Linked DNA regions of Homo sapiens: region 1 is linked to region 2. Evidence: chromatin contacts called from ENCODE Hi-C or POLR2A ChIA-PET data. All regions are on one chromosome and are shown on one strand. The core of a region is the stretch at or near the end of the contact, and the rest is flanking DNA. Distances in the headings are between cores, read along the strand shown. Region 1 overlaps DNM3 (dynamin 3). Region 2 overlaps DNM3 (dynamin 3).

Region 1 (4,062 bases), core at 1,260-3,759, 230 kb after region 2:
TTCAAGTGTTTAAAGTAGGGTAACAATATGAGATTTTGACATGGTTTGGCTCTGTCCCCATGCAAATTTCATCTTGAATTGTAGCTCCCATAATTCCCACATGTCATGGGAGAGACTCAGTGGGAGGTAATTGAATCATGAGGGGTGGGTCTTTCCCATGCTGTTCTCCTGATAGTGAATAAGTCTCATGAGATCTGATGGTTTTATAAAGGGGAGGTCCCCTACACATGCTCTCTCTTGCCTGCCACCATGTGACTTTGAACCTCATTTGCCTTCTATCATGATTGTGAAGGCCTCCCCAGCCACGTAGAACATGAGTCCATTAAACCTCTTTTTCTTTGTAATTTACCAAGTCTCAGGTATATCTTTATTAGCAGTGTGAGAACAGACTAATACATATTTGCACATGAAAAGTTCTCTTCTAGCTCTGGGTTGGTGAAGAGATTCGAGAGAGGAAAAAGGATACAGGGTGATTGATAGTTGACTATTGCAGAATCCGACATTAAAAATGATGATAACTTTGACCAAAGTTTTAGAAATGAACATATGGAGAAGTGGACAGATTTGAAGAATATTTAGGAAGAGAAGTTAGTATGACAATGATAAATTGGATATGGAAGATGGGAGAGAAAGGGGTGTCGAAGATGACTCCCGAGGTCTACGTTTAAGAAACTAAACAGACTGTTGAGGCACATTCATGGACAGAGAGTAGGAGGACTATGTTTAGGGAGTGGAGGAGTCATAAGTTCAGTCTGGACATGTCAAGATGTGAACATGTGAAATAGATCATTGGCTGTAAAGATGTCTGGATCAGATGTGCAAATTTGTGAATTGTTGTTTGCAGGTGTAAATAAAACTGTGGGTGTGAAAAAAATGACTTAAAATGAGCATTTGGGTGAGAAGAGAAGAGGGCCCAGGACTGAGCGCTGAGGAAAGCCAACGTGCAATGTCTGGGAGGAGAGGATGGACCCATGAAGGAAACCGAGGCGGGGCTAGAAGAGAGAGAGAACAGAGAATACTACAAAAATGAATGAAAGAGAATGTCTCAATAAGGCGAAAGGATTGAAAGGTCAAACGTAAAGGTGAAAAGATTGAAAGGTCAAAGGTCAAATGCCACTGTAAGGTCAAACGTAAAATTTTTTTCACTGGTTTTAAGGTTACTGAAGAGAGAATATTAAAAATATTTAACAACTGGCCAGGTGTGGTGGCTCACACCTGTAATCCTAGCACTTTGGGAGACTGAGGCGGGCGGACCACCTGAAGTCAGGAGTTCGAGACCAGCCTCACCAATATGGATAAACCCCATCTCTACTAAAAATACAAAATTAACTGGGTGTGGTGGTGCATGCCTGTAATCCCAGCTACTCAGGAGGCTGAGGCAGAAGAATCGCTTGAACCCGGGAGGCGGAGGTTGTGGTGAGCCAAGATTGCTCCATTGTACTCCAGCCTGGGCAACAAGAGTGAAACTCTGTCTCAAAAAAAAAAAAAAAAATTAACAACTAGTATGACATCAGCCTGACCAATCCCCAAAGGTGATGGGGTCACAGTGCTAAAGCAGGGTACCAAAGGCTCCCTTCTGTGCCAGGCCTTTGTCTTTAATCTCTGGACAGAGGGGAGGATTGAGGGACTCAGAGAGGAGCTTCAGCATCTCTGATGAGAGATGGGCACTTGCAGGAGCAGCCAGCTGTGACTGGTTTGAAAGCATTAAATATGAGAAAAACCACTCTGGCTCTCCTGATGCCTGCTGGCTGGGAAACGTCACTAAGAGTTGTTGCTGTGGCTTGATGGAGATGGGGAGCTCGAGAGTGGAACGGGTGGGTGACAGAGGTGAAATTTTCCCATGTAAGTCTGATTTCATATGGTGAATCAATACTTTCTCAGCATCTTCCAGATGCAGAAAAAAAAAATCTTCCAAAATTGCAAAAGAAGAAAAAACAAAACAAAACAAGAATTGGCCAATGAAGAAAACATATCAAACAGAGAATCAGTTTTAAAAGACTTCCTGGAAATTTTGATCCCTAAAGGGAAGCAACAAGATGTGCTATCATTCAATCATTCAAATTAAAGCTATAGAGCAATTTGTCAATGTCAAGTAATGAGAATGGCTGACAAATTTTAAGGTTTTGGGTTCCTAAGACATTCTAGAAAAATTTATTTACCCTATCATACCTCTGAAAAAGAGTACCAATAGTATTACTAAGGAGATGCTCACACACTCAGGTATTAAATAAGTGTTAGTAGCCAATCCTTCATAGAGAACCCACTACCATAAATACTAATGTTCTAGGGAAAAATGCATGCATGTATCTAATGTGGAATCCTAGTTTTAAATCTCTTCCAATGTGAAGGAATCAAGGACCTTCCTTCCTCACCTTTGATTGTTCTGTGGATTTTGGCAGTGCAGGATGTGAGGATATAGACACCATTAAGCACATAGCTGTGGGTAACTGGGGCTTTCACCTTGTGCAAACCACAAACATACTTTCCTGTCAGTTTGGTTAGCCCTGTGCACTTTAGTCTTGAGGTCCCGAGGAGTGGCTTACCAACTCCCCTGTTCAGTGCCACAATCTCTTATGTATGACCCAGTTGTCTTTCTTCTTACCAAGCAAGAGAACACACTTCACAACTTCTAACTTGCCCTTATGTATCACTACCTTTTTCAGTGCTTCTAAGGATTTACCTGCTAGTAATTACTAGGGGTCAAAATAAAAGAGCTCATTCCTAAAAACAACCTCTTTCTCCTCTCTCCACTTCCAATACAATTCAGCTTTCAGAGAAAGATTAAAGATGATACTTGTGGGACCCTGATTCACTATTAGTCCATTTTCACACTGCTGATAAAAACATACCTAAGACTAGGACGAAAAAGAGGTTTAAATGGACTTACAGTTCCACATGGCTGGGAAGGCCTCAGAATCATGGTGGGAGATGAAAGGCACTTCTTACACGGTGGCTGCGAGAAAAAAATGAGGAAGAAGCAAAAGCAGAAACCCCTGATAAACCCATCAGATTTTGAGAGACTTACTCACTATCATGAGAATAGGACGGGAAAGACTGGCCCCAATGATTCAATTACCTCCCCCTGGGTCCCTCCCACCACACGTGGGAATTCTGAGAGATACAATTCAGGGTGAGATTTGCATGGAGACACAGTCAAACCATATCAGTCACAAAGACTAAATATAAGAGCCATGCACATTTTAAAAAAAAATGCCGCCATTCTGGTATTCTAAAATAGAGAGAAGGCTTAGGCCTCAGTGAAGACTTTTTTTTTTTTTTGAGATGGAGTTTTGCTCTTGTTGCCCAGGCTGGAGTGCAATGGCATGATCTCAGCTCACCACAACCTCTGCCTCCTAGGTTCAAGCAATTCTCCTGTCTCAGCCTCCCAAGTAGCTGGGATTACAAGCATGCACCACCATGCCTGGCTAATTTTGTATTTTTAGTAGAGACAGGGTTTCTCCATGTTGGTTAGGCTGGTCTCAAACTCCCAACCTCAGGTGATCCGCCCACCTCAGCCTCCCAAAGTGATGGGAATACAAGCGGGAACCACCACGTCCGGCCCAGTGAAGACTTTTAAGTAACTGATGGGGTTGAGGCAGGGTTTCTCAAAGTACGTTCTAAGAAATGCTATTTAAGAGAGACATTCCATGAAAAAAGTTTTCATGACTAAAAAAGTTATGAAATTCCTGCAATACCATACGGTCTTCTCTCACGTACACAATGCACATTCTTCTATTAAAAATGCTGAGAAGTATCAAGATAAACACACCTTTTAACTTTGCTTACCAACTCCAAGTTTGACCACAAAGCCCTATTTTAATATCCCAAAGTGTTCCAGATGTACTTCCAAAAACAGTTGGTTCATAGAGCTGAGGTGGCTACCCTTGAGAATACAGGGTCCTCAGCTATGGGAGAAAGAAGGGAATCTCCATTGGAGCTTTGCTTCTCCTCTGCCTTTCCCTGTTCCCCCTCCCCAACACCACCTGTCCACTCCATGCTGGACTGGCTTTGGATTCGCACCAAATGTGGAATGTGAGAAAAGAATACTGGATAGGGACTGTC
Region 2 (3,764 bases), core at 256-2,755:
GGAATATAGAATTCTGATGGCTATTTTTCTTCAAAATTCAAATCAACCATTAATATTTTGAAGTGATTCCTCGTCTATTTCGAGTTTGAGCTGAGTCTCATCATAAAACACTGTGAGAAAGGAAACAAACTGCATAGATTCCATTTGGCAAATCAGAGGCCTGTAGATCTGACTGTGGTTCAGCCGCTGGCGCCATCAGTTCGGCTCCAAATCAAAAGCTGTGGAAGGAGGTAATTAGCAGGGACTCTAGACCACTCAGTTGGCAACAGCAGGCTTCTTATAGCCACTGGGAAAGTGGGTGGGAAGGGGTTCAGAAATATTCTGTAAAACAACATTTCTCCTTCAGAATAGAAGATTGCAATTATAGGGCCATTTTCGTGGGGAAAAAGCCAACTTTAACGCTTGTTTTAACACATTTGTGAAGGTGTCAATATTTAAAGAGAAAGTTCAGCCACTACCAAGGGAAATAATTACAGCCTCTAGTTCAATAAGAAGACGAGAATAGAAGACAATACCTTCTAACCCACTCACAACAGTAAAAGGGTAACATAACCTGGGCAGAGCAACCACTCACAATTCTTGGCAAAATATGGTTGCAATTCCTCATCCCATTAATTCCAGCAGAAATTAAACCAATGAGAGGCATTTTTTGCCAACGCAATGAAAATATAATTATGTAAGTCACTTTCAGAGGATGAAGTCCTCTGAATCTTGCCTGGCCGGGCTGTTGATTTTTCAAACTTGAGTGCTCAATGGAAAGAAATTGGCTACATTCGAGCTGCTCAATTTGGCTGTAGACGTGATCATTTACAGATGAAGGCAAAGCAGCCCTGAAGTGAACAGAAGATGAGAAGACTGCGTTCCAAATTGACCAGCTGAAGGAAAGTTTATATTTTAAAAAAACAATTACTTGGTCAGTGACTCATGGGGAAAGAATTCTTAAGCTTTCTTCAGGGAAACCCCAGTAAATAACATGTAAAAATAAAATGGAGATGGTGTTATCTGTTTGGTTGAGCCGTTCAGTTCACATAATAAACCTTTTGGCAAAAAAAAGGACCATTCTGAACACGATTATTCTCTCCGGGAAATCCCCAAACAGTAAGAACTACTGTGGCTTCCTTAAAATTTTACAGAATATTTTGTATCTCAGACTTGCATGTGAAATAAAAACTTGGAAGAAATATGGGAAAAAATCTGCTTTTTGTTATAGGGTTGAGGATTTTTCAGCTGGCTGCTTCTATGATTCACACTGCACTCGACTCCTCTGAAACTCAAAACCACATATCATAAAAAGCAACATGGGCTCGAGTTAGTCTTCCTGCTTTGTCCCTAGGAGAACTGACTGCTCTAAGTATGCCCCACAAGACACACAAGAGAAATGAATGAAAAGTTATCGGCCTGCATCAATTTACTGGAATATGGTGTAAATCATATACTTTAAAGGACAGCTGGAATTTTACTTTTTTTTTTTAAAGTGGATTTCACTGACATAATCTATAACAGTTTCAGTTCCTCTCTTTTTAATTAGTAAAAGCTTTTGGAATTTTGTTGTTTTTAGTCTCTAAGAACATCGCAAGAAAAAAAGGTTGAGAAAATATGTTATAAATGATTAAAGAAAGCCCTGCTTGCTGGTGCTAGGAATAGTTAAAGCTTCTCTATTCCCCAACCCCCTGCCCAGAATGCTTTGTTAAAGCCACACGGTGTCTAATCAGCATGTCTTTAGATTATTTTATGTTAATTGAAATTATGGTTAGTCTTAGAGGTTAATGTATACATGCACATGTGGCTTCAAAGCCTTCCCAAATTACTGGCTTAGCTCCTTCGCCTTAGGGAGGCCTGATCTGTGATAAAACTGACCGCATTAAACCAAGTTTATTGCTATGGAGTTTAACATAATGGAGAAAATATATTTTGCAGGTTTCTTTAAGAATTCCCCATTCTAAAACGCTCTCTTAGGATCCCTCAAAAAAGGTAAGAAAAAAAGAGGAAATGTAAAAGGGAAGGACAAAGAAACTGACTCATATCAGAAACAATAGCTTTACAGATTACTAAGAAGCAATGGAGAAGGCAAAGAACAAGACTGTCATAGATTGTGACTTCTACAACATGTTTACTTTTTTTTCCCTTTAACTTTTATTTTAGGTTCAGGGGTACACATGCAAGTTTGTTACATAGGTAAGCTCATGTCATGGGGGTTTGGTGTACCAACAATAGGTATTTTTCTGATCCTTTCTCTCCTCCCACTCTCCACCCTCAAATAGGCCCCAGTGTCTGTTGTTTCTCTCCTTGGGTCACTTGTTCTCATTATTTGACTCTCACTTATAAATGAAAACATGTAATATTTGGTTTTCTGTTCCTGTGTTCATTTGCTAACGATAATGGTCTCTAGCTTCATCCATGTTGCTGCAAAGGACATAATCTTGTTCTTTTTAATGGCCGCAGAGTATTTTATGGTGTATATATACTACATTTTCTTTATCTAGTCTACCACTGATGAGCATTTAGGTTAATTCCATATCTTTGCTATCATGAATAGTGCTGCAAGGAACATATGCATGCATGTGTCCTTATGGTAGAACAATTTATATTCCTTTGGGCCTGTAACCAATAATGGAATTGCTGGGTCAAATTGTAATTCTGTTTTTATTCTTTGAGGAAACGCCACACTGCTTTCCACAATGGTTGAACTAATTTACATTCCCACCATCAGTGTATGAACATTCCCTTTTCTCTGCAACCTCGCCACCATCTGCTATTTTTTTATTTTTTTAATAGTAGCCATACTGACTGGTATGAGATGCTATCTCATTTTGGTTTTGATTTGAATTTCTCTTCTCTAATGATTAGTGATGTTGAACATTTTTTCATATGCTTATTGGCTGGATGTATCTTCTTTTGAGAAGTGTCTGTGTGTGTCCTTTGTGTACTTTTTAATGGGATTGTTTGGTTTTTGCTTGTAAATTTGTTTAAGAAGTTCCTTATAGACACTGGTTTGGTTTTATTGCAATTGCTTTTGGCGTCTTCGTCAGGAAATATTTGCAAATTCCTATGTCCAGAATGGTATCGCCTAAGTTATCTTCCAGGGTTTTTATACTTATAGATTTTACATTTAGGTCTTTAATCCATCTTGAGTTAATTTTCGTTTATGGTGAAAGAAGGGGCCCAATTTCAATCTTCTGCATATAGCTAGCCAGTTATCCTAGGTCCAGTTAGGGAATAGGGAGTCCTTTCCCCAATGCTTTTATCAGCTTTGTTGAAAATTAGATGGCTGAAGGTGTGCAGCATTATTTCTGGGCTCTCTATTCTGTTCCATTAGTCTATACGTCTGTTTTTGTACCAGTACAATGCCGTTTTGATGACTGTAGCCCTGCAGTATAGCTTGAAGTTGGGTAACATGATGCATCCAGCTTTATTCTTTTTGCTTAGGATGGCCTTGGCTATTCAGGATCATTTTTGGTTTATCTGAATTTTATACTAGATTTTTCCAATTCTGTGAAGAATACTACTGGTAGTTTAATAGGAATAGCATTGAGTCTACAAATTGCTTTAGGCAGTATGGCCATTTTAATGATATTGATTATTCCTATCCATAAGTATGGAATTTGCTTCCATTTTCTTGTGTCATCTCTGATTCCTTTTAGCAGTGTTTTGTAATTCTCATTGTAGAGATCTTTCACCTCCCTGGTTAGTTGTATTCCTAGGTATTTTATTCTTTTTGTGGCAGCTGTGAATGGGATTGATTTCCTGATTTGGCTCTTGGCTTG

Evidence for each region. Hi-C counts contacts between places; a loop is a spot of excess contacts on that map. ChIA-PET counts read pairs that join two places held with the same protein, here RNA polymerase II (POLR2A). Pooled maps may share reads with other maps.
Region 1: a loop to region 2 is called in a pooled map, with 3 times the contacts of the local background. The contact joins two enhancer-like sites. A Hi-C loop is called at or near these places in 1 of 168 maps with a recorded cell type or tissue (endothelial cell of umbilical vein) and 8 of 50 pooled maps. POLR2A ChIA-PET finds 5 or more read pairs at or near these places in 3 of 52 experiments (A673, H1 and Panc1).

The regions. Positions count from the first base shown.
Region 1 is chr1:172,116,423-172,120,484 of GRCh38, reverse strand. The region is part of intron 13 of DNM3 (dynamin 3); the gene reads right to left. Among named protein-coding and RNA genes, the nearest start is that of MIR3120, 20 kb to the left of the region's middle. Within about 2 kb of position 2,509, at least 2 of the 41 ENCODE cell types and tissues checked have a DNase peak (open chromatin) inside an H3K27ac peak, as active enhancers do.
Region 2 is chr1:172,341,097-172,344,860 of GRCh38, reverse strand. The region is part of intron 17 of DNM3 (dynamin 3); the gene reads right to left. Among named protein-coding and RNA genes, the nearest start is that of C1orf105, 78 kb to the left of the region's middle. RefSeq lists an enhancer at 2,088-2,197. Within about 2 kb of position 1,505, at least 13 of the 41 ENCODE cell types and tissues checked have a DNase peak (open chromatin) inside an H3K27ac peak, as active enhancers do.